3 separate regions of the Homo sapiens genome follow, and all the other regions are linked to region 2. The links are chromatin loops, found by intact Hi-C in ENCODE. Cell type or tissue: GM12878. All regions are shown on one strand. Links, peaks and the distances in the headings refer to the core of each region. The heading gives the core; the rest is flanking DNA. Region 1 overlaps TMEM252-DT (TMEM252 divergent transcript). Region 2 overlaps TMEM252-DT (TMEM252 divergent transcript). Region 3 overlaps PIP5K1B (phosphatidylinositol-4-phosphate 5-kinase type 1 beta).

The links. Peaks named below come from ENCODE experiments on the same cell type or tissue, not always from the same donor. Only the 100,000 strongest peaks of a DNase experiment are listed, where the experiment ranks them.
Region 1: a loop joins it to region 2, with 2.3 times the contacts of the local background. A loop is called at or near these places in 8 of 110 quality-filtered maps.
Region 3: a loop joins it to region 2, with 6 times the contacts of the local background. A loop is called at or near these places in 35 of 110 quality-filtered maps.

The regions. Positions count from the first base shown.
Region 1 is chr9:68,639,416-68,650,185 of GRCh38, reverse strand. It overlaps TMEM252-DT (TMEM252 divergent transcript), which reads right to left. Exons shown (of 5, transcript NR_187592.1): 5 at 5,736-6,593. Among named protein-coding and RNA genes, the nearest start is that of PIP5K1B, 60 kb to the left of the region's middle. RefSeq lists an enhancer at 6,197-6,276. In GM12878, for the core only: no CTCF peak of the experiment used is centred there; DNase peaks (open chromatin) are centred at 6,035 and 9,515; H3K4me3 peaks cover 1,404 bases; H3K27ac peaks cover 3,143 bases.
Region 2 is chr9:68,578,775-68,589,544 of GRCh38, reverse strand. The region is part of intron 2 of TMEM252-DT (TMEM252 divergent transcript); the gene reads right to left. Among named protein-coding and RNA genes, the nearest start is that of LINC01506, 38 kb to the right of the region's middle. RefSeq lists an enhancer at 4,802-4,891. In GM12878, for the core only: a CTCF peak has its summit at 4,912 (motif pointing left); a DNase peak (open chromatin) is centred at 4,884.
Region 3 is chr9:68,840,638-68,851,407 of GRCh38, reverse strand. The region is part of intron 4 of PIP5K1B (phosphatidylinositol-4-phosphate 5-kinase type 1 beta); the gene reads right to left. Among named protein-coding and RNA genes, the nearest start is that of PABIR1, 66 kb to the right of the region's middle. RefSeq lists an enhancer at 3,412-3,591. In GM12878, for the core only: a CTCF peak has its summit at 6,220 (motif pointing right); DNase peaks (open chromatin) are centred at 3,461, 6,221 and 6,517; H3K4me3 peaks cover 362 bases; H3K27ac peaks cover 617 bases.

The DNA of each region.
Region 1 (10,770 bases), core at 1,632-9,631, 61 kb before region 2:
AATGCACTGGATACTCTGCTAAAAACTTAATAGTTTTACCTTCTTTAACTACAACAGTAACTGCAAAAGATAGGGGTTATTATAATTACCTTCAGTTTTTAGGTGAGGAGAGTGAGGCTTCAGAAAATTTCCTTAACAAGAATGATGAGGACATTTTTCAGCTGGGCGCGGTGGCTCATGCCTGTAATCCCAGCACTTTGGGAGGCCGAAGGGGACAGATCATCTGAGATTGGGAGTTTGAGACCAGCCTGACCAACATGGAAAAACCCTGTTTCTACTAAAAATACAAAATTAGCCAGGCATGGTGGCAGGCACCTGTAATCCCAGCTATTCAGGAGGCTGAGGCAAGAGAACTGCTTGAATCTGGGAGGCAGAAGTTGTGGTGAGTCGAGATTGTGCCATTGCACTCCAGCCTGGGCAACAAGAGCAAAACTCTGTTTAAAAAAAAAAAAAAAAAAAAAAGAATGAGGACATTTTTCTTTCTTTGTGTCTCTCTATTATCTATCCTAAAGATTTGTTGAATGGATGAAATGATAGTTAAACCTTACCAGTCTTTATTTTGGCCCTTAACCTTACATCCAAAACAGATTTCAAAATCAATTATGAAAACAGGCACAATCATATTTTAGGAATAAAACAATTTCCCCAAGCCATTTTAGGAAGAAAATGAGGATGAAAAGGTAAAACAACACAAGCATCTTGGTGGGACACAGCTGGGAGATACGCAGATTTTATGATTGGAAAGGGTTTCACAGGAGGGTGGATGGCTACGATCACAGAAGAAATCATCTCACCTTCCAAATCATCAGTAGGGATAAAGTGGAGCTGGAGATGCCATCCTGCTTTCTTCATGCTCTTTGTATTTCGAGGACTAGTGCTTTTTGGGCTGAGCTATTTGAGCTGCTGAGACAGAAACTGAAATGCAGGCTACCCATCAGCACACACAGCTGCTGCTATCATCCATAGTCTTGAGAGATGGGCAGGTTCAGAGGTCTGGGCAGGCCACACAACAACCAGGGCTTACCCACTAAGGTTAGATGACTTCTCTTCCTCATTACCCATAGGGTAATATGCAGTGGCTCAGTGGCTCTCAGGATAGTCACAACTCTACTGTGTTGCCCTTGGTAAGCTGGAAATTATACCCTTGTTGACATGCTCTGCAGGCTGCTGTTAAAAATGCCAAACAGCAAATTTATCCACTGCTAGGTTCTTAAAGAAACAGATTCTCTTTTCTTGAGGAGCCAATAAAACAGAGGTTCTCAAAGTGTGCCTGAACCAACAGCATTGACATCACCTGGGATCTTGTTAGAAATGCAAATCCTTTGACCCTATCCCAGACCTTCTGAATCAGAAACTCTAGGCCTCCTGAATCAGAGACCAGCAATCTGTGCTTTAACAAGACTTCCAGGTGATTCTGATGCATGCTTAAATTTCAGAACCACTTTGCTAAGGGATTAAGGTCAGGAGAATCAAATTGAATACAGAATACAATATCTGAGGGGCAAAGCAATGGTGATGTTGAATTTCTTTCCTAGCTGGTCTTTCCTTATTGCTTGTTGGAATATGTATTTTGGATGGCTATGGATCAGTTGGATAATTCTCAAAACTGTAATTTGCTAGTGAGGCTCAAGATTTAAATGAGAGAGAATGAGGTCAAAAACTCTGGTGACTACTTAAACAGATTACAAGGGACTGATTTTATGTTGAAATCCTTGTTTGAAAAAGATTTGTCACTATTTACATACCTTATATAGTTGTTGTAGATATGAAAATGGGATAATTTATATAAAGTTGTTTTTAAGCCATAAAACGTTATGCAAACATTAGTGTAAAGTTATGGAGTTTTGGTAGGAGAGTGGGTGAGGCAAGAGAGAATGAAAGGGCCTGATATAGGTTATGAAAAAAGGGACTTGAGGTCCCTATTCACTCATTTGACTATTTTTTCTTTTTTGCTTTTCTTTTTTTTTTTTTTGAGATAGTCTTGCTTTGTCGCTCAGGCTGGAGTGCAATGGCGTGATCTCAGCTCACTGCAACCTGCACCTCCTGGGTTCAAGTGATTCTCCCACCTCAGCCTCCTGAGTAGCTGGGACTACAGACGTGCACCACCATGCTCGGCTAATTTTTGTTTTTTCAGTAGAGACGGGGGTTTCACCATGTTGGCCAGGCTGGTCTCGAACTCCTGACCTCAGGTGATCTGCCCACCTTGGCCTCCCAAAGTGCTGGGATTACAGGTGTGAGCCACTGTGCCCAGCCCATTTGACTATTATTTAGTGGGCATAGGATATATACCAAGGACTGTGCGAAGTGCTGGGAATAGAATGTTGAACAAAAACAGACATGGCCCTTGCTTTCATAAAGCTTAAATCTAATAAAGGAGGCAGATATTTATCAAATAATGACATCAATAAATATCTAATTTCTAAACCTAAGGAAAATATTCTGAAGCAAAAGAATATAGTTCCATGACAGCACAGAACAAAGGAACCTATTCTAGATTGGTGGAAACGGGAGTGAAGAGGAAAAGAGGGAGGCTCAGGAGGACTTCCCTAAGAAAGTCCTGCTCTAACTGAAATCTGAAAGATGAGTAGAGGTAAGTTAGGTCAGGCTGGAGGATGAGGGGTTGGAGAGGAAAATTTATAGACTGAGAAAAGAGTGTATAAAGGCCCTGTGCAGAAATGCAGCATGGGGCCAGGTGTGCTGGCTCAAGCCTGTAATCCCAGCACTGTGGGATGGTGAGGCGGGTGGATCACTTGAGTTCAGGAGTTTGAGACCAGTCTGATCAACATGGTGAAACCCTGTCTGGACTAAACATACAAAAATTAGCTGGGTGTAGTGATGGGTGCCTGTAATCCCAGCTACTTGGGAGGCTGAGGCAGGAGAATTGCTTGAACCCGGGAGGTGGAGGTTGCTGTGGGCCGAGATCGCACCACTGCACTCCCACCTGGGCCACAGAACAAGATTCCATCTCAAATAAATAAATAAATAACATAAAAAGAAATGCAGCAAGGTGCATTCGAATTAAAATCAGGCCAATGTGGCTGTATTGAAGAGCATACAGGTGACAATGGGGCAAGAAGCAGCTCGGGAGGTACAGCAGAGACAAGACTATGTAGGGCCTTGCAAATCTTGTGTGTATCAATTAGAAACTGACTGCAACTCCCAGTGCCAGAAATCCAACTGGTGAATATAATATGTAAAGATTTTGTTCTCTGGCGTAGAAGCAGCCCAGAAGTAGAAAATCAAGTCTTGTAGCATGGTTTCCCAAGTCATCGGGACCCATGCCTCTTTTATCTTTCTGCCTTACCATTTCTGGTTCTAGCCTCCTTCAAGGTCTCAAGATGGAGGCTGGAGTGCCAGTCATCACAACCATATTTCAAACATGAAGAACCCAAAGGGCAAGGATAAAAGGACTTTCCTGGGTACTCTGTTTAACAACTTCTGCTTATACCGCACAGGTTATTTATTCCTCTCTGTAAAGGAAGTTAGGAATTATCTTTTTGTTTATTTGTGTCTGAGATATATTGCTGTCCCAATAACAGAAGATTTTTGGGAGGTAGAAGGAGAAAACAGATATTGTGGAAAGGCTGTCTTTGCAACACAGTGTTAAAAATTTTGATCATTTTCCTGTGATCCATAGGAAGTTATTGGCAAGTTTTAAGGAAGGACATGGTGGGACTGGCTGCAATGTGGAGAAAGGAATTGGGGCTGGGAAAGCAGAGTGAATGGAGAGAAAACTCAGGAGAATAAAGAGATGATGGCAGCTTAGATTGATGCTACAGTGACTATCCTATGGTGATGACTATGGAAATATTGGAATCAAGATTGTTTTGAGAGACATTTAAGAAATGAAAGAGATAGGTCCTAGTGATGAATTAAGTATGGTGAGTGAGGGAGAAGAGGGCATCAAGAATGATATATGCTGGATGGATAATGGTATCAATCATTGAGACAGAGAACAAAGGAAAAGGAGCAGTTTTGCTGAGGAAGATCATGAACTTGGTCTTAAGCAAATTGAAGAGGAATGCCTTCCAAATGGAGATGTGGTAAACAAATAATCGGGCTTCTGGGTCTGGAACATGGAGGTGTGGTCTGGGCTGGAGATGTAAGCTGGTATCACATAACTGAAATCATGATTGATAATGATTGTCAGGATAGAGTGGAGTATACAAAGTGAGAAGAGGGTCTAGGACTGAGACTTGGGGAACTTCAATATTTAATGGAAGGTAGAGGAGAAAGAGGCAGAAATGGAGACAAAACAGGAGCAGTCAGAGACTTGGAAGGAAAACCAAGATGTAGTATCAGAGGCAACAAAGTCCAAGCAAGAGGGATTGTGCCCATTGTCAGCAAGAGGGTCAATGAGATAAAGACTGAAAAAGTTTTTTGGATTTAGCAACATGGAGACCACTAGAGATCTTTGTGAGGGCGACTTGGTGGAATATTTGGGCTAGAAACCAGATTGTAATGTGCTAAAGAGTGAGGCAGATTTGAAAAAATGGCAGCAGTGAGTACATAATTTGTTAAAAGACTGGCTCTGAAGGAAAAGAGAGAGATACAGAAGTGGCAAGAGGGAAAACATGGCCCTTTCCATATTATTTTGTAATATGGAAAGGCCTAGAGTGACCTAGGGCTTCATTACTTGTGGGAAGGACCCAGCTGAGAGGAGAGAAGGGGTAACTGATACATGGAAAGTTTCTGGAAAGGTGGGAGGATATGGGAAAGGTGGGAGGATAAGCACAGGCCGTGAGGTGACCCTAATGAGGTCTAAGCGATGGTATAGTGAGAAGTGCAGGAGAGATAAGGATTTGAAGTCAGAAAGTAGGATATTGCAGTTCAGGATAACAATTTTTCATCTCACACTTTCCAAAGTACTAATATACTATCTTGGGGGAAATGAAGTCATACAAGTGTATAATTTTTAGGAAATGTGCAGATCACGTTAAGGTTGTCACAAATGTTAAGCACTTCCCTTTCATTTTCTCTCTCTCGGGTATCTAATTCGATGAGACCTCAATAAAATAATGTAGTAGGAGTTAGGATTTACTAAGCCTTCTTGAGAGCACGTAATCCTTCCAACATCCCTGTGAAGTAGATGCTATTATAGTCTCAATAGTAGAGATGAGGAAATTGAGCTTTAGAGGGGTTAAGTAACTGGTCTGAGGTCACTTGCTATTCTGTGGTAACAGGATTCACAGGATTCAAAGCTTTATCTGAGGCATAAGTTCTGGTGATCTATTGCACAGTGTAGTGACTAGAACAATAATGGATTGTATATTTCAAAATTGCTGAAAGACTAGATTTTAAATGTTCTCATCACAAAAAAATGAGTATGTAAGGTAATGTGTATGGTTAATTAGCCTGATTTGATCATTCCACAATGTATGCATGTATTGAAACATCACATTGTACCACATAAGTATATACAATTATTATTTGTCAATTTAAAGTAAAATTAAAACATTTTTAGAAAGCTTTATCTGCCTACTGCAGGATTCTTTGCTGCCGTGCTGGGCTACATGCCTCATCAGAAAAGACGCTGATAGGCAAATCCACTCAGACATAAACTAGTCTGCAAGGGAGGCAGGACTTCCCTGAGGTAAGATTAAAACCTGTGTTTGTGGCTTGGAGGTTATCACAGCAACATCCCTTAGTAGAAGGTTATCTCTTCTTAAAGTATCACAGTGTGAATGAAACTTATTATAAAATAGGGGAGAAAAGCAAGAGAAATGAAACAAGAAATACCACCTCAAAACGCAACAAGTTTATTTAAGGTTAATCTACGCAGAGAGACAATTGTCCATAGAACCTTAAAGTACTCAGGCAAATATGTAGCAGGTGGGATTTCCAAGTTGCTGCTCTGGGATTTCCAACGTTTTACTGTGCAGCCTGAGGGCAAGTTTCTTTGTTGACTGTGTACTTCTACTTCACCACAGAGTACTTCATTTTGATCTGCGCTATGATATTTTTCAGAGAGTTGCTTATTTCAGGGAAATGCCATATACAACGAAGAGACGTCCGGAAATACTTTACATCAGATCTGGGCAGTTTCCCTGAGACAAAATGGCTGCCCACAGGGTTTTCACAGGGGCGGGTCTTTGGTCATTTTTAATTGACATCAGTGAAATTTGACCCGTGGCTAGAGGTCACCAGGATGTGTGCTTGAGTTTACTTCCCCTTCTTTAAGCTCCAGTGACTCCACCCAGCAAAACAAGGGATGGAATGATTGACATCTGTCTGCCAAGGGCTCTCCTGGGAACTTCAGGAGCATTCTATTTCTAGGAAGAAAGCAAGACTCTAGGGTCGGGATTTTCCATTACTGCTTCTGGAAATCTAAGAAATGCTTTTTAGTCTCTCTTCTTCCCTTCTTCTATTCCACCGAAAATAAAAACTTTCCCCCAAACCTATAAACCGTGAAAGTAAAGAGATAACACAAACAGACATTTTTGTTGACGTTCCTTCTTCTTTCACTTCAGCTTCTTCGTTAGAAGCAATTCGTGGCCTTTGAAGGTTGAATCAGGAAAGTTAAAGGACTGTAATTATTCAAAGTGTACTTTTCTTCTGGGGATGCTTGGGGGTTGACTTTGGGGTTCCACGGCCTGGAAATTTAAGGCAATAAAGAGCAAATGACAGTGACTGCCTCATGAAAAGTTTGCTTTCTCAATGCTGTGACAGGAGCTATAGAATAAAAAAAATCCTTGCATGTCATTTATTCATAATCTTATGAAGTAGATTATCTTTGCCCTATTTATGTTTCTCACTTTAGATTATTGGGGAACAGCCTGAATCCAGGGAGGGTGATGTTTCTGGCTTCTTGCCTTATAACTAACTTTTTAGCAACTCCCAGTTTCTTGATTTCACTAATCTTTCCCAAGCCTTAAAATCTCTTTATAAGATATTGAACTTTAACTGACAGCAAGTATATTTGAAGATAGGGTTGGTAGAAGAAAAACAGAACTACACCGTAATTATAACTATATATGCATATTAACAATGGCCTACATATATTTTCCAGCCATTGGGCTAAGCTCCTTATAGGAATTACCTCTCTATAATTACCTTATAGAATTCTATAATTACCTTATAGAATTTACAGTAATCCTATAAGGTTGGTACTATTATCATCTCTTTATTTTCTGCTGAGGAAACTGAGATTTAGAATGATTGAACAGCCATTGCAAAATTGTAACTGAGACGGTGAAAGAGATCTGACCTAACCAACTCCATCTCGCTTCTAACCTCCAAGCTGTCCTTGTTCATTCCTGGGCATAGGCCGAACTAACTTTGGGAGAAACAGTTTATAGTTTAAAACAAAGATGATGACAGCCCTTTCCCAAAACAAACCTCCTTTTTGCCTGGGGACTAGACTGCCTTTGTAGGACTGAGAAATTAGCCACAAGGTTAAAAATTATGATTTAGAAGTCATGCAGCTGGAGGCTATAAAATTCTGACCCTCCCTAAACTTCTCCTAAGATTAGTGCTTGAGATATTTTGCAGCCCCTGCACTTAATGGATCATCTGGCACCACCCAGATCGATAAACTGGCTCATCTGATCTTGTGGCCCCCACCCAGGAACTGACTCAGTACAAGAAGACAGCTTTGACTCCCTTGCTTTCATCTCTGACCAATCAGCACTCCTGGCTCACAGGCCTCCCCCTACCCACCAAGTTGTCCTTAAAAACTCTGATCCCAGAATGCTCAGGGAGACCGATTTGAGTAATAATAAAACTCCCATCTACCGCACAGCCATCTGTGCGTGAATTACTCTTTCTGTATTGCAATTCCCCTGCCTTGATAAATTGGCTTTGTCTAGGCAGCAGGCAAGGTGAACCCACTGGGTGGTTACAAGTAAACCAAAAAAATTAATAATAGGAATTCCCTATTCTTGACAGTTATGCTATCTTGCCCCTAGGAAATGTCACTTGTTAGGCATGAATTGCCAAGCAGAGAAGGAAGATGGCAAAGTTTACAGGAAGGAAAAATGTCAAGGCTCCTTTCACCAAACAAGGAGATCCTGGAACCCAAAGCTGGAGACAACTCTGTATCACATCCTTCACATCCCACTCCAGGCTTTCAAACATAAAATGAGAATTGGCCAGTTTAAGGATTCTAGAATCCACAAGACTCTATAGCTTCAGTTGTCCCCCTCATTCATGAAGTCATACCCAAGCGCTTAGCTCTCAGGGATATCCACTCCGGTGATTTTCTGCAGCACTCTCAAGGAATAAAGCTCATAAAGAAATTCCTTATAGTGTTGCATAGCACATTTTGGGTTTTTGTTTTGTTTTGTTTTAAGATGGAGTCTCACCCTGTCACCCAGGCTGCAGTGCAGTGATGCAATCTTGGCTCACTGCAACCTCCGCCTCCCGCGTTCAAGCAATTCTCCTGCCTCAGCCTCCTGAGTAGGTGGAATTATAGGCGTGCACCCCACACCTGACTATTTTTTTTTTTTTTGTATTTTTACTAGAGATGGGGTTTCACCCTGTTGACCAGGCTGGTCTTGAACTCCTGATCTCAAGTGATCCACCCGCCGTGGTCTCCCAAAATGCTGGGATTACAGACATGAGCCACCACACCCAGCCATAGCATGTTTGTATAGTTACTGCATTTCATCGCCACTAAACTTTGTGAGGTAGGCTAGGGCATACATTAACTTTTATTTTTATTATTTCTTTTCTGTAGACATGGAAATTGACCCCTAGAGAGGTAAGTTAACTTGCCAAAGGCACTGGACAAATTTGGGGTAGTGCTGGGACCAGTACTCAGGACCTTCAGCCGTAAGACCTGATTTGTTCTATGACACCATGTCCCTCCCGTCAGCATCAAGAGATGTTTGTCCAGAGCCTGGGAGGTATAGGCCTTTGAGCAAAGCTCTCTGGATAGGAAAACAGATGTGGTCTCCACCCTGGGAAGGATTTCTATTTTCTTTGGGAGATGACCCTTATTCTAATCCAATTACTTACCACACAAATAGTTCATTGGTTTTTTGGAAATATATTGCAAGCACAATCAAGTTTATACTTCTTTTCTGTGCCCCCAGGGATTTTATACATTGCCCCACACCCAGCAGGTGCTTTGTGTGTTGGTTCAATGAAGCTTACATTAGAGACTAAGAGTGGCAGTTTGATAGAAAGAGTGGAGACATTGGAACCTGGTCTGTGTTCACGTCCTGCCTCTGCACTTTCTGGTTGTGTGACCTAGGCAGGCATCTGACCCCTCAGTGCTTCAGGTACCTCAACTATGAAAGGAAGACCTTAGTAAATACCACACAGAGTGATGCAAGGACTGTGACATAATACAGCTATGGTCTTGAGTATACTACCTGGCACAGAGTAAGGAGGCAGGAAATGTTCACTATACTATTATTAGGATGTGTACCTTATCATCTTCCTAATACTTTCAGCTTGTCATTGTTGAGCCTGCAAAGTTTCCTGTATGTATTTCAGCACATGCTTCTGTAGAATCTAATTGCAGGTGGTTCTCTTTTCTTTTCATTCAGGCGAGGAGGATCATCACATTCAAAGCTATAGTTCAACCAAGTGCAACTTAGCACTGTAACTTCCTTAGCTACAGTCATGCCTATTAATAGGATCAACCTGGGACCTTCTTGGCAGGTGTCAACTCCACCCACAACCAAGTTCACCAAAAACACAAGTTAAATTTGGAACAGGAGGCTTTGAACAAGATGCCCCTGGTTGCTACATGTGGTACTCTTACCCTAAATGCAGTGGCTAGGGGAGCTGCATTTTAGTGTTACGATACTTCCGATAGGACCAGCAACTGCTAGAAACTGCTAGAATCCTATTCAAAGGATTCCTGGAGCTCCTTTAATAGAGCACATTAGTGTGGACCAAAGTCATTTCCCAAAGAGTGGGACCCCCTAAGCCCCCTGTGCCAAAGTTGGACACAAGGGCTCATAGAGTCCGTCTGCTATCTCACAAGATGCTTCTGAGCCCAGATGATTTCAGCTCAGTAACGTCCAATCTGCCTGCTTGTTTTCCCTTCTGCTTTCCCCAAAGCAGCCTCAGAAAAAAGGAAATGTTGCCTGTGTTGAAATGGGGCCTCTGTTGGAAAAAATAAAACACAGTTTCACTGCAGGTCAGCATACTCAACCCTACACTCTCCTCGTAATGGAATATAAAGCAATGAAACTCTTTCGGGTTCATTACTTGGAACTCTATCAATTTGTCTCCAATTTACTCATTCCTTTGATTCAGGTAGGAGAGAGCAATGATGGCCTTGACTTCCAGAGTCACCTCCCACCTGGGATTTCTCAGGCCCAGAAGCACACTCCTTTCCATTGCTTTAACTCTTAATTCCTCTCCCCTGCCCCACTGCATAGAAATTAGCATGAGTAGACGTGTCTATCTCTACTGTGAACTATGTACTTAGCATAAAATACCTTTAAAATAACTTGATAGCAGCTCAGCTGTCTCTGGAAATATACCCAGTTGAGCCTTTTAATTATAAGATGTTTGTTGTTCCCCCGGTATTTGAACAATTGCTTTTCTAATTTCTGAACCTACCTGTAGCTATATTTTTTGAACTCTTAGGATATGCTAGGCTCTGCACTATCTGATTTAAACCTGACAAAGTCTCCATGAAGTAGGTATGACTGTTATACCCATTTTACTGTTAAGAAAAAAAAAGGGAAATTAAGTAACCCATAATGCTAACTTTTCTGCCTCAGTGCCTCCCTGTTATAACAGGCTGTGGGCTTTTTTTTTTTTTTCTTCCTCTCTCTCTCTCTCTCTCTTTTTTTGGTTGAGACGGTG
Region 2 (10,770 bases), core at 1,641-9,640:
ATGAAGTCAGCTTCATCCCTGGGATACAAGGCTGGTTCCACATACTCAAATCAATAAGTGTAATCCATCACATAAACAGAACCAATGACAAAAACCACATGAATATCTCAATAGATGCAGAAAAGGCCTTCGATAAAATTCAACACCCCTTCATGTTAAAAACTCTCAATAAACTAGGTATTGATGGAATGTATCTCAAAATAATAAGAGCTATTTATGACAAACCCACAGCCAATATCATACTGAATGGGCAAAAGCTGGAAGCATTCCCTTTGAAAACTGGCACAAGAAAAGGTTGTCCTTTCTCACTCCTATTCAACATAGTATTGAAAGTTCTGGCCAAGGCAATCAGGCAAGAGAAAGAGATAAAGGTATTCAGATAGAAAGAGAGGAAGTCAAGTTGTCTCTGTTTGCAGATGACATGACTGTATATTTAGAAAAACTCATTGTCTCAGCCCAAAATCTCCTTAAGCTGATAAGCAACTTCAGCAAAGTCTCAGGATACAAAATCTATGTGCAAAAATTACAAGCATTCCTATACACCAATAATAGACAGAGAGCCAAATCACGAGTGAACTCCCATTCACAATTGCTACAAAGAGAATAAAATACCTAGGAATACAACTTACTAGGGATGTGAAGGACCTCTTCAAGGAGAACTACAAACCACTGCTCAGGCAAACAAGAGAGGACACAAACAGATGGAAAAACATTCCATGCTCATGGATAAGAAGCGTCAATATAGTGAAAATGGCCATACTGCCCAAAGTAATTTATAGATTCAATGCTAACCCCATCAAGCTACCATTGACTTTCTTCACAGAATTTGAAAAAACTACTTTAAATTTCAAATGGAACCAAAAAAGAGCCCGTATAGCCAAGACAATTCTAAGCAAAAAGAACAAAGCTGGAGGTATCATGCTGCCTGACTTCAAACTATACTACAAGGCTACAGTAACCAAAACAGCATGGTACTGGTACTAAAACAGAGATATAGACAAATGGAACAGAACAGAGGCCTCAGAAATAATGCCACACATCTACAACTATCTGATCTTTGACAGACCTGACAAAAATAAGCAATGGGGAAAGGATTCCATATTCAATACATGGTGTTGGGAAAACTGGCTACCCATATGCAGAAAACTGAAACTGGACCACTTCCTTACACCTCATACAAAAATTAACTCAAGATGGATTAAAGACTTAAATGTAAGACCTAAAACCATGAAAACCCTAGAAGAAAACCTAGGCAATACCATTCAGGACATAGGCATAAGCAAAGACTTCATGACTAAAACACCAAAAGCAATAGCAACAAAAGCCAAAATTGACAAATGGGATCTAATTAAACTAAAGAGCTTTTGCACAGAAAAAAAAAAAAATCTATCATCAGAGTGAACAGGCAACCTACAGAATGGAAGAAAATTTTTGTAATCTATCCATCTGACAAAGGGCTAATATCCAGAATCTACAAAGAATTTAAACAAATTTACAAGAAAACAAACAAACAACCCCATCAAAAAGTGGGCAAAGGATATGAACAGACACTTCTCAAAAGAAGACATTTATATGGCCAACAAATATATGAAAAAAAGCTCATCATCACTGGTCATTAGAGAAATGCAAGTCAAAACCACAATGAGATACCATCTCACACCAGTTATAATGGTGATCACTAAAAAGTCAGGAAACAACAGATGCTGGAGAGGATGTGGAGAAATAGGAATGCTTTTACACTGTTGGTGGGAGTGTAAATTAGTTCAACCATTGTGGAAGACAGTGAGGCTATTCTTCAAGGATCTAGAACTGGAAATACCATTTGACCCAGCAATCCCATTACTGGGTACATACCCAAAGGAGTATGAATCATTCTATTATAAAGACACATGCACACGTATGTTTATTGCAGCACTATTCACAATAACAAAGACTTGAAACCGACCCAAATGCCCATTCATGATAGACTGGATAAAGAAAATGTGGCACATATATACCATGGAATACTATGCAGCCATAAAAAAGGATGAGTTCATGTCCTTTGCAGGGACATGGATGAAGCTGGAAACCATCATTCTCAGGAAACTAACATAGGAACAGAAAACCAAACACTGCATGTTCTCACTCATAAATGGGAGCTGAACAATCAGAACACATGGCCACATCCTTCCCACAGGGAAGGGAACATCACACACTGGGGCCTGTCAGGCGGTGGGGGGCTAGGGGAGGGATAGCATTAGGAGAAATACCTAATGTAGATGACAGGTTGATGTGTCCAGAAAACCACCATGACATGTATATACCTATGTAACAAACCTGCACGTTCTGCACATGTATCCCAGAACTTAAAGTATTAAAAAAAAAGTTTTCTGACTATACACCCTAAGCTTTAGATAAATCTAAATTTCCTTAAAAGTTTGAAGGGCCTATGAATACAGAATAGTTTCTTACTAACGCAGCAGTGAATATACATTTATTATTTGGAAAATGGCAGAGAATCACAACTCTTATCTACCTCAACTGTTTTTAAACATTCATAGAAATTTAATCTGTTAATAATTGAGTTTGGGAAGGCTGGAGCACTTAGAAAAATGGACTATTTTAGTGTCACAGGTGAGACAAAGAACAGGCTGAGAAGCTCAAGAATCGCTGCATTCCTCTTACTGATTACAGAAAAACAAGAGATTCAGTGCTGCTAAAATTGGCTTCAGAATCATTTTCACGACAACCCATACATCATCCCAGAATTTCCTGAAAGAACATCTTTAGGTTATGATTGAAGTCAAGTATGATTCTTTCAAAGGTTTCCCTTTAAGAAATTTTATTAGTAAAAGTAAGGTTAAGAAACATATGTAAATATACAGTATATGTATAGTACATAGTATAGTATACATACATACATATAGTATATGTTTTGTTACTATATATACACTATATATATGTAGTAACAAAAGGAGTGTACTCTGATTCTCACCCATAATGTTTCTATAGATGTATCATTTTGGCTTAGATGAAAGCGAGCAATCAAAAAGATGAATCACTCTATCTCTTCCTTAAAAATAACTCTTTAAAGTGCTAATAAATGCTTATTTAATAAGTCTGTATATACATATATAAAATGGGAGAATAATATATTGAAGGAATTTGTGTTTATCTTATTAACGTGGAATGGTAAAAATTCTTTTAGTGTATGATAATAGTGTAAAAAAGTTCCAAGACTGGGTCTTTTTTAATACCAAAAAAAGATATAAAGTGCATGTGTTGGCAAACTTAAAAAAAAATTACACATGTAATACATGGTTGGGTAGATAAAATGTGAAAATACAGATAAACCAAATGGAGGGAAAAATGAGAAATATTTAATATTACTTATAATTGTACCATCCAGGAATAATCATTTTAGGATATATCTGTCAGACTTTTAAAAATGTATGTATACACACATATATTACACAAATGGGGTCATGCTGTTTTAGAACCTATTTTTTTAAACTTAGCAACATATTGCGACTGTCCATCTATGTCAATGTACTCCTCAGCATCATTTAAAGGAGTGGTCCCCAACATTTTTGGCACCAGGGACTGGTTTCATAGAAGACAATTTCTCCAGGGATGATGTGGGGGATGGTTTTGGAATGATTCAAGTGCATTACATTTATTGCACACTTTGTTTCTCTTATTATTACATTGTAAAATATAATGAAATAATTATACGACTCACCATAATTTAGAATTCGTGGGAGCCCTGAGCTTGTTTTCCTGCAACTAGACCGTGTCATCGGCGGTGGGGCGGGGGTGGGGGGGTGGGTGACGGGAGACAGTGACAGATCATCAGGCATTAGTTAGATTCTCATAAAGAGCACGCAACCGAGATCCCTTGCATGCGCAGTTCACAATGGGGTTTGCACTTCTATGAGAATCTAACATCACTACTGATATAACAGGAGGTGGAGCTCAGGTGGCAATGCCAGCAATGGGGAGCGGCTGTAAATACAGATGAAGCTTCGCTCGCTCGCCCACCACTCATCTCCTGTGTGTAGCTCTGTTCCTAAAAGGCCACGGACCCATACCGGTCTGCAGCCCGAGGGTTGGGGACCCCTGAAAAATGATCGCTTATTATTCCATGTTGAAGTACATCTTAAACCTTCTCCAATCCCCCACTACTGTCTATATAACAACCTGAAGTGTATCCATTCAAGGAATGTGTTCTTGGCCACAAAAACAGGGTGCTTGAAAAACAAATCCCAGCAGAATCATTCTTGTCCTTACGTTAATCACTACAGGGCTATTTTCAGAGCACTCCAGTGGAGCATACCGCAGTCTTCCAAAAGGGTCTTTAGGTGGTGCTATTGGATGGAACGGTTCCTTCGGAAGAGAGATGATTCATTTGCTTGGGGGTGGGGGGTGGGGGCACATCAACCCCGACTTGATTCCTCCTGTTATCTTTGGATATTCTGTATTAACTCCAATTCCCTCAAAAAGAAGTGGCAAGGATCGATCTTTAGCAGTTGTTCGTGACCTACATGCATTCTTGAAACAAGGCACACTTTAATAGGTTTAATGTTTCCTGCAAACTGTTGTGGATAGACTGAGCAGAACAAAATGCCTTTTCTGCTGGGTAAAGAGTACCTGGCACCCCCTCCCTGCCCCCCAATCCCCCCACCTCCCGCCAAAGTCACCTGCTTACGTCAGACCAGCCCTGATGCGATGGAAATGCTGAACTGAAGTGTGCTCCCATGGTTTGAAGAGCACATTTTTCACTGGCATCATGCACACAGGACAAAGCATGTCTCTTAGATGAAAGCATCTTTAAAATGACATAAACAAATACAAATTGGAATCTCAGAATGCAGTTTAAGGACCTCACTGCCCCCCTCTAGTGGTCATGTCGAGTTTCATCGGGTCTCTTGACCACAGACCGGGTCCTGTCCTAGGAATTCTGGCGCCCTCTTGTGGAGGGCAGGAGGAGGTCTTTGTAGACCGGCAAAGACCAGCGGGGCCTGCGTGAAAGATGCTAAAGACGAATTACCTCCTCTCCCTCAAAGATTCCCTAAAAGCAGAATCGAGTCAATTCTCATTCATTCTTTTAGGGCTGTATGTCTTTTAAAAATGCATTGCATTCTTTGCTGCCTGCTTGGAGTACAATGACCGACATTAACCATTTTCTCAGAGATTCAGATTTTTCCTTTTAAAAAATTGGCTCCGGCCCCATGAAAAACAGCTGTAAATGCTCAGAAGCTGCTGAGATCTGATCACAGTTCTACTTTTTTTTCCACTATGAAGCCTGCATGCGAACTCCCTGCAGCCTGCAATGCTTTCTGGGTTTTCATTTCTGTTTCCATTTTCACCTTTTCCCTCATTGTCTTGCTGCCAGTCTCTAACACCACTCCTGACCTCTTCCTTCCTTCTAACCTGCTGTGGGATCAGAAGTGAGGTAACAAAGCTTGCTATAATTCTAATTTATCAACAGAATAAACAGACCCCCGTCAATACTGGAAATGCTCTCCCCTTTGCAAAATACGAAATGTCTTTTCTAAATACACGCATGCCTTTTAGTGCCTATGTAATCCTTATCCAGTGAGTGGGAAAGAGTTAAAAGAATGAAAGTGTTAAAAAGAAATTTCTCTAGGACGGGCAGCTGATCCTGTGAGCGGGGAGCTTTGGAGGCAGCCCTGGTTTCTTTCTTTCTTTCTTTCTTTCTTTCTTTCTTTCTTTCTTTCTTTCTTTCTTTCTTTCTTTCTTTCTTTCTTCCTTCTTCCTTCCTTCTTTCTTTCTTTCTTTCTTTCTTTCTTTCTTTCTTTCTTTCTTTCTTTCTTTCTTTCTTTCTTTCCTTCTTTCTTTCTTTCCTTTCTTTCCTTTCTTTTCTTTTTTTTTGAGACGGAGTCTCACTCTTGTTGCCCAGGCTGGAGTGCGGTGGTGCGATCTTGGCTCACTACCACCTCCGCCTCCTGGGCTCAAACGATTCTCCTGCCTGTGCCTCCGGGGTAGCTGGGATTACAGGCGTGCACCACCACGCCCAGCTAATTTTTGTATTTTTAGTAGAGACAAGGTTTCCTATGTTGGCCAGGTTGGTCTCAAACTCCTGGCCTCATGTGATCCGCCCGCCTAGGCCTCCCAAAGTGCTGGGATTACAGGCGTGAGCCACCGTCCCCTGCCTGATTTCATCTTTGCCTCCTTGGCCTGGTTTCTGCTCCCTGGGCTGGAAGCGCTGTCCCCTGGTGGTGGGGAGGGCCGTGTGCTACATAGGACTGAGGTTTCAGAAAAAAAGTTCTGCAGGTGTGGATAAACAGAATGCTAAGCGGATATTGCCCAGGACAGCATAAGTGGAGGAGAATCTCAACCAGAGTCAAGGTTGTGTATGTCTGTAACCAAGGGTGCAAATGTCAAGGTGAGAAGTGGTAATGCGGCACCTGGAGATCGCGGCGGGTGATCCAGGACAGGGCAGTGGGAGTTAGATAGAATGGTCATGTTTTTTTTCCTAATAAGCTATTTATTTACTTTTGGCAAATAAAAATTGCATACCTTTACAGTATACAACATGATGTCTTAATGTATGTATATATTGTGGTATAATTAAATAAGTGGTTTAACATATTCATCACCCCCACATAGCTATTTTTTTGTGGTGAGAATATTTAAAATCTATTCTCTTAGCCATTTTCAAGTATGCAATGCATTGTTATTAATTATAGTCACCATGCTGTATAATAGATCTCCATAACCTATTCCTCCAGTCTAACTGAAACTTTGTACCCCTCTCAACTATTCTTGACCTCTGGCAACCACCATTCTACTCTACGCTTCTGTGAGTTTGACTTTTTGAGAGTCCATACACAAGGGAGATCAAGAGTGGTCCTATTTTAATGTGGTGCTGGCTTTGTTGCATGGAAATAGGCTGTTACTTGGGCAGAGACAGTGGGATGGGGGATATTTGTAACAGAAAAAGTTCTCAGATTGAGATGTTTTGTTCCTTAAGGAAATCATCTTCAGACAGGGCTCTCCTGTAGTGTTAAATGGAATCCTACAAAACACCAGTGTTCCATGAGTTGTCAGTAGGTGGTCTATAAAAATTATTTTCTATATTCAGGTAACTTTTGGCAATTACACACCATATGTGCTGAAAAGCTTGTTAACCAGCGCAGACCCATACTCTGCCCTTCTTCTCCCTGGACCCCCTGCCAGGTCACCTTGTTCTGGTTCCATCTCTTGATCAAAGGCTGTAACTTCAGTCAGGCTGACTTCTCTCTGGAGGGGTTTCTGGTACCCTGCTGGTGCTAGTGCTGGGGCGTTGCACTCCTCTTTGTGATTTCCCTATATCCTGCCCATACCTTTATAAACAATATTTTTACAAAACTATTCTCGAATTACCCAAAGTGAGTATGCCATCTCCTGGCTGACACACCATATGTTTCATTAGAGAAACGTGATGCCCAGTAGCATTTTAAAATACATTAATCATATTGGTTAATTTGTTCATAGTGGCCTCTTCTACTGGAACACAATCACAGTGCCTGGTGCATAGAAGGTGCTTGTCTTAGATGGGGTTTTCTTAGGAGCAGACACTTAACCAAAAATGTGGGTGCATATGATTTATTAAGGAAGTGCTTCCTGGAGAAACTGCTAAGGGAGTGGGGAGGCAGGGTGGAGTAGAGGAAGAAGCCAAGCAATTGAGCAATGCCAGGAGAAAGTCCCAGTCTCAGCCTGATCCCATGGGGCACACTGAGGCATAGCTGGTTTTTTTTGTTGTTGTTGTTTATTTGTTTTTTGACATGCAGTCTCGCTCTGTTGTCCAGGCTGGAGTGCAGTGGCCTGATCTCGGCTCACTGCAACCTCCACCTCCCGGGTTCAAGCAATTGTCCCACCTCAGCCTCCTGGGTAGCTGGGATTATAGGCACCCGCCATCATGTCCAACTAATTTTTGTATTTTTGTAGAGACGGGGTTTCACCGTGTTGGCCAGGCTGGTCTCGAACTCCTGACCTCATGTGATTTACCTGCCTTGACCTCCCAAAATGCTGGGAATACAGGCATGAGCCACTGTACCCGGCCTTAGCTGGCATTTTGAATGTCCCCTCCCACAACATCCGTCCATCATTGGTGGCAGAGACCAGGGACCCTAGGGTGGGTCATAAACTCCCAGGCACTTCAACTCTCTAAATGGACAAAGTAGCTTCAGTAGCCACAGTCAAATCTCTGAAAGAGGGCAAAGCTGCAAGTAGTTAGCTTCAGAGCCCACAGAAGCTGGGGTGTGGGCACAGAGAACCAAGGGGGAGTGGGATCTGGGAAGGTTTCAATGGTGTCTCCCAAAGCTCTCATCAAAAAGTGAATTCATGAATGAAGACCCCCAAAACTTCCTTTATATAGAAAAATCTGATTTTTTTTTTTTTTTTCCTGATACAGAGTCTTGCTCTGTCACCCAGGCTGGAGTGCAGTGGTGTGATCTCAGCTCACCACAACCTCCACCTCCTGGGCTCAAGTGATTCTCATGCCTCAGCCTCCTGAGTAGCTGGAATTTCAGGTGCATGCCACTATGCCCGGCTAATTTTTGTATTTTTTAGTACAGACAGGATTTTGCCATATTGGCCAGGCTAGTATCAAACTCCTGACCTCAAATAATCCGCCTGCCTTGGCCTCCTAAAGTGCTAGGATTACAGGCAGCTACCATGGCTGGCCCCAAAAATCTAATTTTAACACATAGGGCATTACTTTTTTGTTTTATATTATGTGTATTTACATCCCAATTGCCCAATGTTCTATTGACTACATTTTGGTAAAGAAACATTGCTCACCTAGAAAGCTAATTTTTCCTTATTTAGGCCGCTGGGTGTATCAGTCAGAATTCTCCAGAGAAACAAAACCAACGGGATATATATAAAGAGATATGGGCCGGGTGTGGTGGCTCATGCTTGTAATCCCAGCACTTTGGGAGGCCAAGGTGGGCAGATCACTTGAGACCAGGAGTTCAAAACCATCCTGAGCAACATGGAGAAACCCTATCTTTACAAAAAATTAGCCACAGATGGTGGTGCATGACTGTGGTCCCAGCTACTTGAGAGGCTGAGATGGGACAATCGCTTGAGCCTGGGAGGCAGAGGTTGCTGTGAGCTGAGATTGTGCCACTGCACTCCAGCCTGGGTGACAGAGTGGGATCCTGTCTCAAAAAATAAAAAATTACAAAATAAAGAGATGCAAGAAAATATTCGTTATGGAAAGTGGCTCATGTGATTATGAAAGCTGAGAAGTCCATGATATGCCATCTGCAAATGAGAGACCCAGGACAGCCAGCGGTATAATTCGGCCTGAGTCCAAAGACCTGAGAAGCTGAGGGGCTGCTCATAGAAGTCTCTGAGGCTGAAGGCTTAAGAACCTGGAGCTCTGATGTCCAAGGGCAGGAGATGAATGTCCCTGTCTCCAGGAAGCATTTCCTCAGTAAATCATACCTTCACATTTCAAGAGTGTGAATTTTCCCTTCTCTCACCTTTTTGTTCTGTTTGGGCCCTGGATAGATTAGATGGTATTGCCCACATTGATGAGGGTAGGTCTTCTCTACTCAGTTTATGATTCAAATGCTAATCTCTTCCAGAAACAACACCATGACAGACAAACCCAGAAATAATGTTTACCAGCTATCTGGGCATCCCTTAGCCTAGTCAAGTTGACACATAAAACTAACCATCACACTGGGGTTAGGGCAATAGACCCTCTCATGCCTGAGACAGCAGGACTGAGTCTGTTGCCAGAGTCAGAACTTCTAAAGAAATGGAATACCCAGTGCATTACAAGTGTAATATGAGAGAGAGAAAAATGTCATCAGTAAGGTCATGAACCTAGCATGCAAGTGGACGAGAGAACCCCAGGCCTCACTAATAAGGAGGTGACCAAAGAGGAACTAGGACCCTGGAGGTCCTCAGGCAGCTTGAGAAGGTGATCATGGAAGAGGCAGGAAGAAGAGATCAATGTTAGATATCTCTGTGAGGAGCAGGCACATCGGCAGCAGTAATAAAGAGTCTACAAAATAATTTTTATGTCAGTAAATCTCCTGCATGATGACGAAGAGAAGGCATGGACATATAAATGAAAATTCAAAAACTCAGAATAACGTGATAGCTCTGTCCCCAGTCACTCATGAACAGAGAGATACTCATCACCTACTGGCCCAGGGGAAGGAGTAAACATTAAAAACAGAATCACCTTCATTCAGAGTGTTTAATTCAAATATGTAGGACTATTTGGTAGAAATTTTGTAAGTTTGCCTACATGAAGTGATAATGTTCAAATAATCCTTTTTTTTTTTTGAGATAGAGTCTCACTCTGTCGCCCAGGCTAGAGTACAGTGGTGCAATCTCAGCTCACCGCAACCTCCACCTCCTGGATTCAAGCGATTCTCCTGCGTTAGCCTCCCTAGTAGCTGGGATTACAGGCACCCACCACCACGCTTCGCTATTTTTTTTTTTTGTATTTTTAGTAGAGATGGAGTTTCACCATGTTGGTCAGGCTGGTCTCAAACTCCTGACCTCAGGTAATCCACCTGCCTCGGCCTCCCAAATTGCTGGGATTACAGGTATGAGCCACCGTGCCCAGTCAATACTTTTCTTTCTTATGTCTCTGTTAAAGGACCTTCAACATAGATGGTAATGTAGTAGAAATATATGTGAATACAAGGGATGATCGCATATCACTCCATTTATCCAGTCTAGACAATCAACTATTGGCAAACATTATTACAGAAATTATACCCTAAAATAATATCCTGGTATACAGACATTGTTATG
Region 3 (10,770 bases), core at 1,497-9,496, 260 kb before region 2:
GCTGGCACGAACACTCCATGTGGTGAATTTGCCTTATAACAAGGTTATTCTGACACACTAGGCACTAAACAACCTTGGAAGAAGCCCAACACAGATCCACTTTATATTTAACTTTCCCTTTTTATCAAGCAGCCTTTTAACAAGATCCCAGTATATCCATCTGTTTGATAGAAGATTTGCTTCTCAACATTTAATAGGAGAGGCAGAATAAAGAAAAAGTGTTTCATGGTTTCTTTGAAATGATCTCCACCTTAATTTGATTGGCAGCAAAGCATGTTCCCTCATTGGAAAGGAAGAGCATGTTAAGTAAACACTCCTCATTAACAGAAAAATACTGTACTCTTAAAGTATTCATAATACAGCAGCATCAAATTATGGACACTTAATTGCCCTAAAAAGAGACAGGCCATCAACTGCAGATGAAATTCTTGATTTAGGATAGAGCTGTTATATTTGCTGTATATATTTGCTGTTATATTAGTCTTTCAGAAATATTACACTTTAAACTGAGATATTCATTATAAATGTAACACAGTATAATATCCTTAATACTATTCTTACACACTAGGGAAGAATATTTCATTTGTCTGTGTATTCAAATAAAAATTGTTATTTATTTGATATAAATATCAATTTAGATTCAATAGATTAAAATAAGACAGGATTGACTTTTCATCCTAGAATCAACCAAAATAAAATTTGACACAATCTTAGCATGTTTGATTTCCTGGTAGAGGACTTGTTATTTGAAAGGTTATATATTAGTTCAGTGCTAAGCACTGTTTTGGGGGAAATAACACAATGCTTATAGCGGATGTTACTGGTTGTCTGCAGCATCTATTCTCTTCTTACTTAGCAGTTGTTCTTCAAGAGGCTTGACTTTACCCTCAGGGACATCTGGCTGTGTCTGGAGACAATTTGGGTTGTCACACCTGGGCAGTGCTCCTAGCACTGATTGGACAGAGGCCAGGGATGTGCTAAACATCCTACAATGCACAGAACAGCCCCCCTCAACAAACAATTATCTAGCCCAAATGTCAATAGTGCTGAGGTTCGGAAACCTTGTGATATAGTAATGGATTTCAACTGGGTATTTTGCCTGGTTCTCTTTTAGGTAGGTATCATCACATTACTATTTTCTGGCTATTGAGCTGGGACAGGAAATGATGTGTCCGACTCCTAGGTCACGTCCTCACCAGGAAGGGGTGTGCTGTGTACAGATGTGATGGACAGAGATGAAGTAGGCTTCTTTAATCGCTTTTGTTAGCTATACATTGAGAATGGTAGAAAAACAAGATAGAAACCTAGGCCCCTGAATACCCTGCAGAGGCAAGTAAATGACCTCTGCACTTCATGCGTGTGAGAAATAAACTTCAACTTAGCTTAAGCCATGGTCATTCTGGTTCTTGTTTTGATCTATATTCCAAGCGCATATACCCTATGGACCTATAACCAAATGCTTTTTACCTGAAAAACAATATAGGCTCAAAAATATATCAGACTGAAAGATAAATATCCATAAAGATACCATTGCTCAATTTAGAAAGGTAAATTGTAGCCCATGCTCATTGAGAAAAAGTTAAAAAAAAACTCTTAACTACAGAAAGTAAAACACCAATGTGCCCTTCTCACACTTATTCTTGAGGGTTAACTACTGTCAACTGTTTAGTGTGTGTTTGGGGCTTTTTTCTCTACACACTGAAAAATACATGTCTGTATACACGCATTACAGATAAAAATGAGGCTGGGCGTGGTGGCGCATGCCTTTAATCCCAGCACTTTGGGAGGCCGAGGTGGGTGGATTGCTTGAGCTCAGGAGTTCAAGACCAGCCTGGGCAATGTGGTGAAACCCTGTCTTTACAAAAAATGCAAAAATTAGCTGGGTATGGTGGCTCTTGCCTGGGGAGGCTGAGGCAGGAGGATTACTTAAGCCTGGGAGGCGGAGGTTGCAGTGAGCTGAGATCGTACCGCTGCACTTCAGCCTGGGTTGACAGAGGGAGACCCTATCTCAAAAATAAAAATAAAATTAAAATGAGACTGTACTATTCATACTTTGTTTCAGCTTGCTTTTTTTTCCCCCAAATACTATGCTTCCATCTATACAGATCTCATTATTTGTAATGGTTACATAGATTTTCATAGCTTGTATGTACCACAATTGTTTTAACTACTCTCTTATTGATAGACACTAGGGTTCTTGTTCTCTCTCTTTAATAGAAAATAATGTGGTGATGAATATCCTTGTTCATATACTCCTATACATTTATTTCTTGAATATTTCTTCAGCTTTGATTCCTAGAAGAACTGATGAGTTAAAAAAATGCACATTTATACTTTTGGTAGGTACTGCCAAGATGTCTTCTACGGATTTCATCAATTTACATACTCACCAACAGAGTGCTGTGTAAGAATGATTCTATCCTCATACTCCTACCAATACCAGTATCATCAATATTGTTAACTTTTGCCAGTCTTGTTGTTTTAGTCTCCATTTTCCTGATCACTAGTGAGACAGATTCTCTTTTTGTGTATTAATTGTATTATTTGCTCTTAACTTTATAATTTTCATTTTTTTATGGTTATACACTAATAGTCATGTTCAATTATTTTACAGCAATTAAAGTTAAACTGCATTTGTAAAATAGTCCCCATGGAAGCTCTAAAACAATAAAATTTCCATGCCTTCTCTTAAGAGTTTTGATTATTAAAATTGTATGCTCTCACAGGGCAGAAACTATAGCTATTCTTTATCATCTACCAAATAAGGTTCTTGTTTATTCCTTTTTATAATAAAATTTTACACTTCTCTAGCCTTTTTCATTTAAAATTTAAAATAGTCCTTTAGAAGAATTTACACCCATATTCACAATTAAATATATACTTTTGCAATAACAAATAAGGAGTGTGTTCCCTAATTGGCTCACTGGGATGCTGGACTCTTGGAGGAACATGTAACAGCAGCTTGTGGGTGAAGTGGGGGTTGAGAAACACACCTAGGCAGAAAGATATGGAGAAACTGCAATTGTGCCTGCCTACCTATGTCTTTTAAAGTCTTACACTGTAGGGCCAGAAAGGACCTGTAAGATGGGCTTCCCTGAAGTAAGAAATGATCAGGTATCTTTAGGTGGAATCTTTTCACATTACGGTAGTACCTTTCTTGCCATAACTCCACTCACTCTTCTTTTGATGGGGAATGAATGGAATATGTTCATGGCTCTTTTCACCATTCTATTAGCTAGCTGGCCTTTCCTGAGTACTTACTGTAGTCCAAGCCTTGTACAAAATTACTTACTCTTGATTTACATAAGATGAAACTGGCCCAGAAAGACAAATCAGCTTATCCAAGGCTACACAGTGAGGAGGTGGCAAAGCTGGCCCTTGAACCTAGATCTGTTAACCCTGAGTCCATGCTCATAACTGTCATACCTGATGTCATAACCCCACATAGAATTACAGAAATAGCAGCTTTGTAGTTTTGTGTTTCAGTTTAGCACAGGCCCAGCTAAAATATGTGGCTACTCCAACTGCTTGTTTATTGGCTACATGGGCCTGTTTCCAAGCAATACCAAGCCAGCTTCTACTCTTTTAATTTGCATTCTCCTTTGACTGGCAAATCCATGGTTAACTCTTTGCCCATAGGTGTGGAGATGGGTCAGGGCCAAAGTCAAACCTCTGCTCTACAGAGTTCTCCAGGGGCATATCACAGCCCTCTGCCATGTCAGGTGCACAGACACATGGGCACTAATTGAAAAGGTGTCCTATATGGGGCCAAAGTGGAAAGGTTTCACTATAACATTGGGAATCTTTAGAATAGGAATTAGAATCTAGGCTGTTTACCAGCTTTAAGTAAAACAAGATTAGGACAACCAACCTCCCCTCAAAGAAACCCTCAGCAACCTCCACCCTCTCATCCATCCCTTCTGGCCTAATGTTATCCCCACCTACACACACACACACACACACACACACACACACACACACACACACACACACAAAACCACTGCTGTTGTTGCTGATTTAGGGAATGAGAGGGGATGATTATAACTCCCTTAAAAAGGTGGAAACCAGCATGGAAACTTAATATACTCTGGAAATATCAGTGGCATACAAGATCTGGTTGTTATCTTTTACCGCCTATCCCAAGAGACTGCAAACCTTTCTTTTTCATCCCACCAACTGACCTCTTCAGTTTTAAAAAGAAGAATGTATTTAGCTAAGGAGGGGAAATAAACCAGCATCTCTCAGTGCTCTGATAGTGTTCACTGGGCCACTCGTCACTATTCTGCAGTTAATTAATTCAAGAGATAAATCTCTGACTTCATAAGACAGGAGGACTTAATTGCTATCCATTTACCCAAACAAAAAGAAAAAAATAAAAATGAAGCTTCTTATTGGGGTAGGGATCACTGGATGTTTTTTCCCACTTGTGCCTCAATTTTGGTCCTGCAGTTTTTTTCTTGATATATAAAAGACATAATGAGGACTATAATAAATGGTAGTGAAACAGGCCTAGAAGAAATCAAAATAGTTTTTCTCTTCCTTTCAAATCTCTACCAGTTTAATTCTTCCTCCTCTTAATTTTCATAGTAAGCTGTAAGGGTTGATGATAGGGAATTATACATACATGTATTATATCACAGATGTCATTATCTATGTTAGAGGAATAAATAACATTTACGAAATAGAAAAGCAAAGCTCAGGGATCCAAGGTTTAGAAGGAAGAAAGGGGCAGGGTAACTGTTGCTAAATGAGATGGAATCATACATAGAACAAAAACACTTTCAAATTGACGATGCAGTGATTTTATAGACTGACAGTGAGAGGCATCACTTGCTGTGACTTGCTGTTTACCAATCTCAAATCATTTTTCCATATGCCAGCCCTAAACACTCCTTATAGAATAGATCCAGCAGATGTAAGGACTAAGGAATGACATCAAGAAGGGATGAGGAAAATGGCTTCTCTCTAAATTCATAAGAATTTAGAGGCCAAGCTGTCTTTTCTGAAAGAGTGGGGGTGAAGACATCCCTCCTTTAATAATTGAGTTATTTTAAATGACTGGCATAGCAATTGTTTACAGTACCATGTGCTTTGTAGTTCTGGCCATATTTCTGGAAAACCACAGAAGAACAATGCCAAGAGAATTTTAAACAAAACAATCTGAAACATTAATATCAGTATTTACCTAAAGGGGCTTTAAAATTTAGAATGTAGGTGTTTCCTGGGTAGAAAAAGACTGGTTTTGAGTATTTGAAGACTCTAATGCAATGACTTCCATTGAGATATTTTAATACACATATATTTTATTGTGTTAAGTGCTTATTTTGTGTAAGATTAAGTTATTTGCAACATTTATTTCTCACCATAACCCGTATATTACCCCCACAGATGAGGAAACTTAAATTCAGATGGATTGTACATATGAAAGATAAATCCTAGATCATGTTTTACAAAAAGACTATTAAATGGAACTCTTCCTAAATGTGTACATAGACTAACATACACAAAGTTCATTTACATGTTTTTCAAGAATCTCCATAACCTGGGTAAAGCACTGAAGGTGGGGGATAATTTTGAATATTATGCATACTTTCAAGTTGGGATTAAGCATTTTTTGTCCATGTAACCTCACGTTTCAAGATCTAGGATTACATTGTAGTCAAGATGCTATTTTCCCCCCTACACACTTTCTCTTTTAGAACAGTGGAATACAGTTTCCAAAATCCTCTATTTCTGAGCCCTGTACATTTAAACAAATAAAACAGCCACGTTAGGCCTTCAGCTTCTCCCACCTGCCTGCAGCTCCCACGCTCCAAACTCACTGGCTTTTCCTCCCTGGCCTTCGGGATCCCTATCCTCCTTTCCTCATAACCTTTAAAATTACTATGTTTCTCCTGTTCCCGGAGGCCAGGATCAGCCCTTCCGCAAGGAAAGCAACTAAGGTCTTCGGAAGAGATGCACTCTCCTCCAAAACCCAGCTGGCTACCCAAGCTGCAGATAGGATGAAAGAGAACCCCCACGGCTCCACGGCTCTGGCTCTAGGCTTCTAGCTCTTCTTCTACCAACCAACTTTTTGACCAAAGGTAGAAAAAGAGAAGTATTCACAGACAATGACTGTGGTCCTGATTTCATAAGCCCCACCATATTAATTTACAAACATGGACAGACATTTGGGATCACCAACACGCAGCACAATCAGTTTCAGGCTCCTTCTGCCACCAGGGGGCTGTGAGACTCTGAGACAGCTTCATTATAGCACGGGGGCTCACTTTCCTCCTCTAGAAAATGAAGGCAGCTGGCTTAGAGAATTGCCAAAATTTCTTCCTCCTCTAAAATTCTACACGATATACGACTTTCTGATTTCATTTATTTTTCAGTATAGGTGGTCACTGGAAGCCACTTGTTTTGTATGATTTAACATATTTCATTCCACCATTTTCTAGATGTCTGTTTTTTTTTCCCTCCCACTTACAGTTGCTGCTCTAAAAATGCAACAGAAAGTAATTGTATTTTGCCTTCTTTGGATTACAACTCTTAGAGACCGATACTGAGAAAGGAGAACAGGCAGTCATTTTTCTCACAAGTGGAGCAGGAGGAAGCAGCCTTGCTTCACCCATGTGCAATTTCCAGGAGTACCAGCTGGGTAGAGGCTGGGCTGCTGCTTATTTCTGTTTAGTCCTTTTCTCTTGAACTCTGAGAGAGCGTTATTAAATTGTTTTGGTTGTTGCCCAGGTCATAAAAGTTGGTGTCAGAGCTACCAACAAACACCTTTGGCTCTCCCCCATTAGATCTCCCCCATTGGATCTCCCCCACTGGATCTCCCCCATTGGATCTGGCCACCAGACTCGGACATCTTTCTGGGCTGTCAGGTGATGGGCCTGTTCTCAGCAGGTTTCCAAGAACCCCTTGACTTGATCCCAACAAGCCAGTCTTCTAGTGGCCCAGTCCCAAATGCACGATTATTGGCTCCTGCTGCTACAACACAAGTGGAAGTGCCCGATGCATAGTTGATTGCTCAATAGAGGGCTGCTTCCTTCCCCCTTGGTTCCCCCTTCCCAGGCATGATTAGAGGAAACTGTGGTGGGTTTCTGCAGCCCAGACCTCTGACCCCACACTCTTTCCAACAACGCTAACCTATCTGCCATCTAACTACAATGCCTTGCTCAGAGCTTAACTCAGTGTTGGCTGAATGACTGAGTAGATGATATTGAATGAATGAAGATCATCTCAATGCCAAGCTTCCATGAGCCTATGGACACATAACCCCTACTGTAAGGCCTCTCTCTTGTTTAGGCCCTGCAGCAGCCAACTTTCAAGATGTACACAAGTAATCAGTTATCAGTCTAAAAATGTTTTGTTCTCTTACATGTTTCTTGAGTCCGTTGCACAAAAGGCCTGGCCAACTACTGACTTTATCTTCACCTCCAGTATTCTGTGCTTCCTCTAACAACCTCTGCCTGTCTCCTGAGCCACACATCCAGCTTCCCCTCTTCCCAGGCCCATGTTGGCAGGGCCCGTGTCTGTGCAGAATCCGTTCATCTTTCTCCCAGTACGAATATCAGATACTTGGCTCCAGAAGGTTACAAGAAGGGTTGCTTGGAAACAGGTTGGCTTGTAAAAGAAACCTGGCATGGTATATGGCTGAGGGGAATTTTCTACAGTCTCGTTGGGTAAGGAAATAGGTTTTCCCAACAGGAGTAGAGTGGCTCACTCTCCGAATTTAAGTGAGTGAAAGAGGCCTCAGTCTCCTCCATTTACCACCACCAACCGGGGCTGCCTGACAGAGGGATGGGTGGTCCTGATGCTGGACTTCCAGTTGCTGATACTTAACGGGCTTGCCTGGTTATGATGTGTGGCCATGGAGGGGAATCACCTTGCCATCAGCCCTACACAATAAGCATGATTGGAAATACTTGTGTCTGTATCCCATGATATAATTTCTTTGGAATGTAACCACCTGGCAATGGGGAAAACCCCCAAATATGGAAATTTTTTTTCAAAAATTTAAAAAGGAACAAGGAAATACAAATCATTTTTACTACATTGGTCTGTGAGTAGAACATGGCGCTGAGGGAAGGCTCTAGCAGCCTCCTAGTCATTTCCTCCCTCCTTGGACTCTTTTCCTTTTTCAGACACTGCTGCCATAGCGGTCTTTGCCAAGACTTGTCCATGCTGAGGCCCAATTCCTCCCCTGGCATAGGGTTCCCTGACTGGGGCTGCTTGTGTAAAGAATGGATCAGGGTAAGGCACTCCTTAGTTCTTTGTATTCACAATCACCTTTAAAAATTCTATGTTTGGTTATCTAAGCTTTATCAGGACCCCAAAGAAAAACAATACATAAAAATCCTCAACCATAGGACCCACAGACGTGAAGGGCAGAGGGAAGCTGGTTTTTAACTCTGGTCACTGAGAACAGAGATCTGAGACAGCAAGTGTGGAAGCAATACTGGGACCACCTTGGCTCACTTCAGTTCACAGACTATACCAGGTATGTTTATTCCACAAGCCAAGCTGTTTCTAAATTAATCAACTGTCTATATAGCCTTCAAAGCCCAGTATCAGATAAGTCATAAATTCCTGTAGGCCAGGATTTCTCAACTTTGGCACTATTGACATTTTGGATTCGAGACTTCTTTGATGTGTGGAGCTGTCCATTGTAGGATGTTCAGCAGCATCCCCGGTCTTTACAAATGGTGCCTGTAGCACCACTTCCTCCAGACATAAAAACCAAAAATACCTGCAGACAGTAATAAATGCCCTCTGGAGGGGTGGTGAGCAAAATCAGCTCTGGTTGAGAACTAAGACTTTGTCTAAGTGCAAAACTCCCATACCAAGGTACATCCCCCTTCTATCTATAGGTGGAAGTACAACATCAATGCTTGTTGTCTGCATATATGCTATCCACATCAATGGAGTGTCTCATATTGTAGGTGTGTCAAGAATAATGCTTTAATACTCCACAGTTTTAACTCACATTTTGTTTCACCAAGCCAAGTGCAAAACACTTGAAGTGATATTACTATTTTTAAAAAACAACCTTGGGTAATTTGGAAAAGAAAGTGCACTTGCTGTTGCTTTTGTCATGATCCTTGTCTTTAAAAGTGCTGCTGGTGCAGTGTGTGTACCACTGTCCACCCTCCCTGCCTGTCCACCCTCCCTGCCTCCATGGACACATGTGCACGTAGGCACTCACGCAAAGGCTACTGTGTCCCACAGCAGATGAAAGCCGGGTTCTCAAGAGTAAACCAGGCAGGGAGTATATTAGCCATCCAAGCATGAGAAATGCCCAAGTGGAAACCAACATGAAGGCATCTTTGGGGCACATGGTTTGATGGTGTCACCCCAGTGAGTCCATCAGAAGTGCTGGAGATGAGTGCAGTGGGCTGAGAAACGCTGAGGGCCAGGGCCCAGGACCTGAGCCACAGTGTGGCTTTCTGCACTCAGCATACTCTTGGACAAGGGACTTAAGGTATTTGGGCCTCTGTTTTCTCGTATGTTAAAGAACGGTTTTATCAGAGCACTTCCAACTCTAACAGTCTAAGTTTCTAAGAATACAATGCAGAAAATGCCACTTCCACCCACCCTACAATCCTTCTTCTTTCTAAATTAATCATTTCTGCTATTTCCACCTCAAATGATGGTCACTATTCTCAATTCAACAGAAACTGCAAAAAACACACAGAATATTCAATTACTTTCAAGAAAAAAGGTCTGTCTAATCCTGTCATCAGAAATGATGACTTTTATTCCTTTTTTTTGTCCCAAGTTAAATCTCTGTGGATAGCTAATGTTCCATTTTCAAAGAACTATTAAAAAATCCATCTAAGTTTATCCAAACTGTGGGACGAAAGATGGAAAATACCAGTCCCATGGTACACATGAAGTCACTGGCCTATTTATAGCTCTCAACTGTAACCTAGGGATCACTTGACTCTATACCCCACGTAGAGATTTTCCATATATCATTTCCTTCTTCTGGACATGCTTCATAAACATGATCTGCTTCTGTAAACACCAAAGAAATAATATAGCAAATGGTTCTGTGGGAGATGCATAATAATCCAGGAAATGAAGGGGGCCACATCGTCTCCAGCAGTGAGTTCAAAATTTGATTTTGAAAATTCTGTTCAAACATGAATTGCTTCATGTTAACAGTAGTAACCTGAGCCACATTTGCTTTTCAGTCACAACGTGTTGCATTTGAAGCCAGGTTCATGTTTATGTCCCAGAAAGTGATTTCTTATTTATGTAAGTTGATTACAGGGAGACTTAGGTATTGAAGGTACATTTATTGAGCACATCGATTTTATGGAAGGAGTGAAGTAGAAAAGGGAAAGAGAAGAGGAGAAGGAAATACAGACCTGAGACAGTGATGTCTACACCTCAGGATCACAGTTGGTATCTACTGAGAGTACCAGACAGACTGACAGTAATGACAAAGGCATAACAAAGAGCTGCAGATGCACAGAGGAGGACATTGTGAAATTATATGGTGGCAGACAGAACAATGTCTCCCAAAGATGTCCACATCCTAACCTCTAGAGCCAGCAAATATGTAACCTTAGAAGGCAAAATATAATGTTACTTTACAAGGTTGCAAATACGATCAAGGTTGATGAACAGCTGATCTTGAGTTAGGGAGATTGTCCTAGACTGTCCAGGTGGGCCTAATGTAATAATATGGGTTGTTAAGAGTTAAAAAAAGAAGAGGCAAAGGAGCGGGTGAGTGAGACATAATGTAAGAGGGACTCAATCTGCCATTGTTGGCTT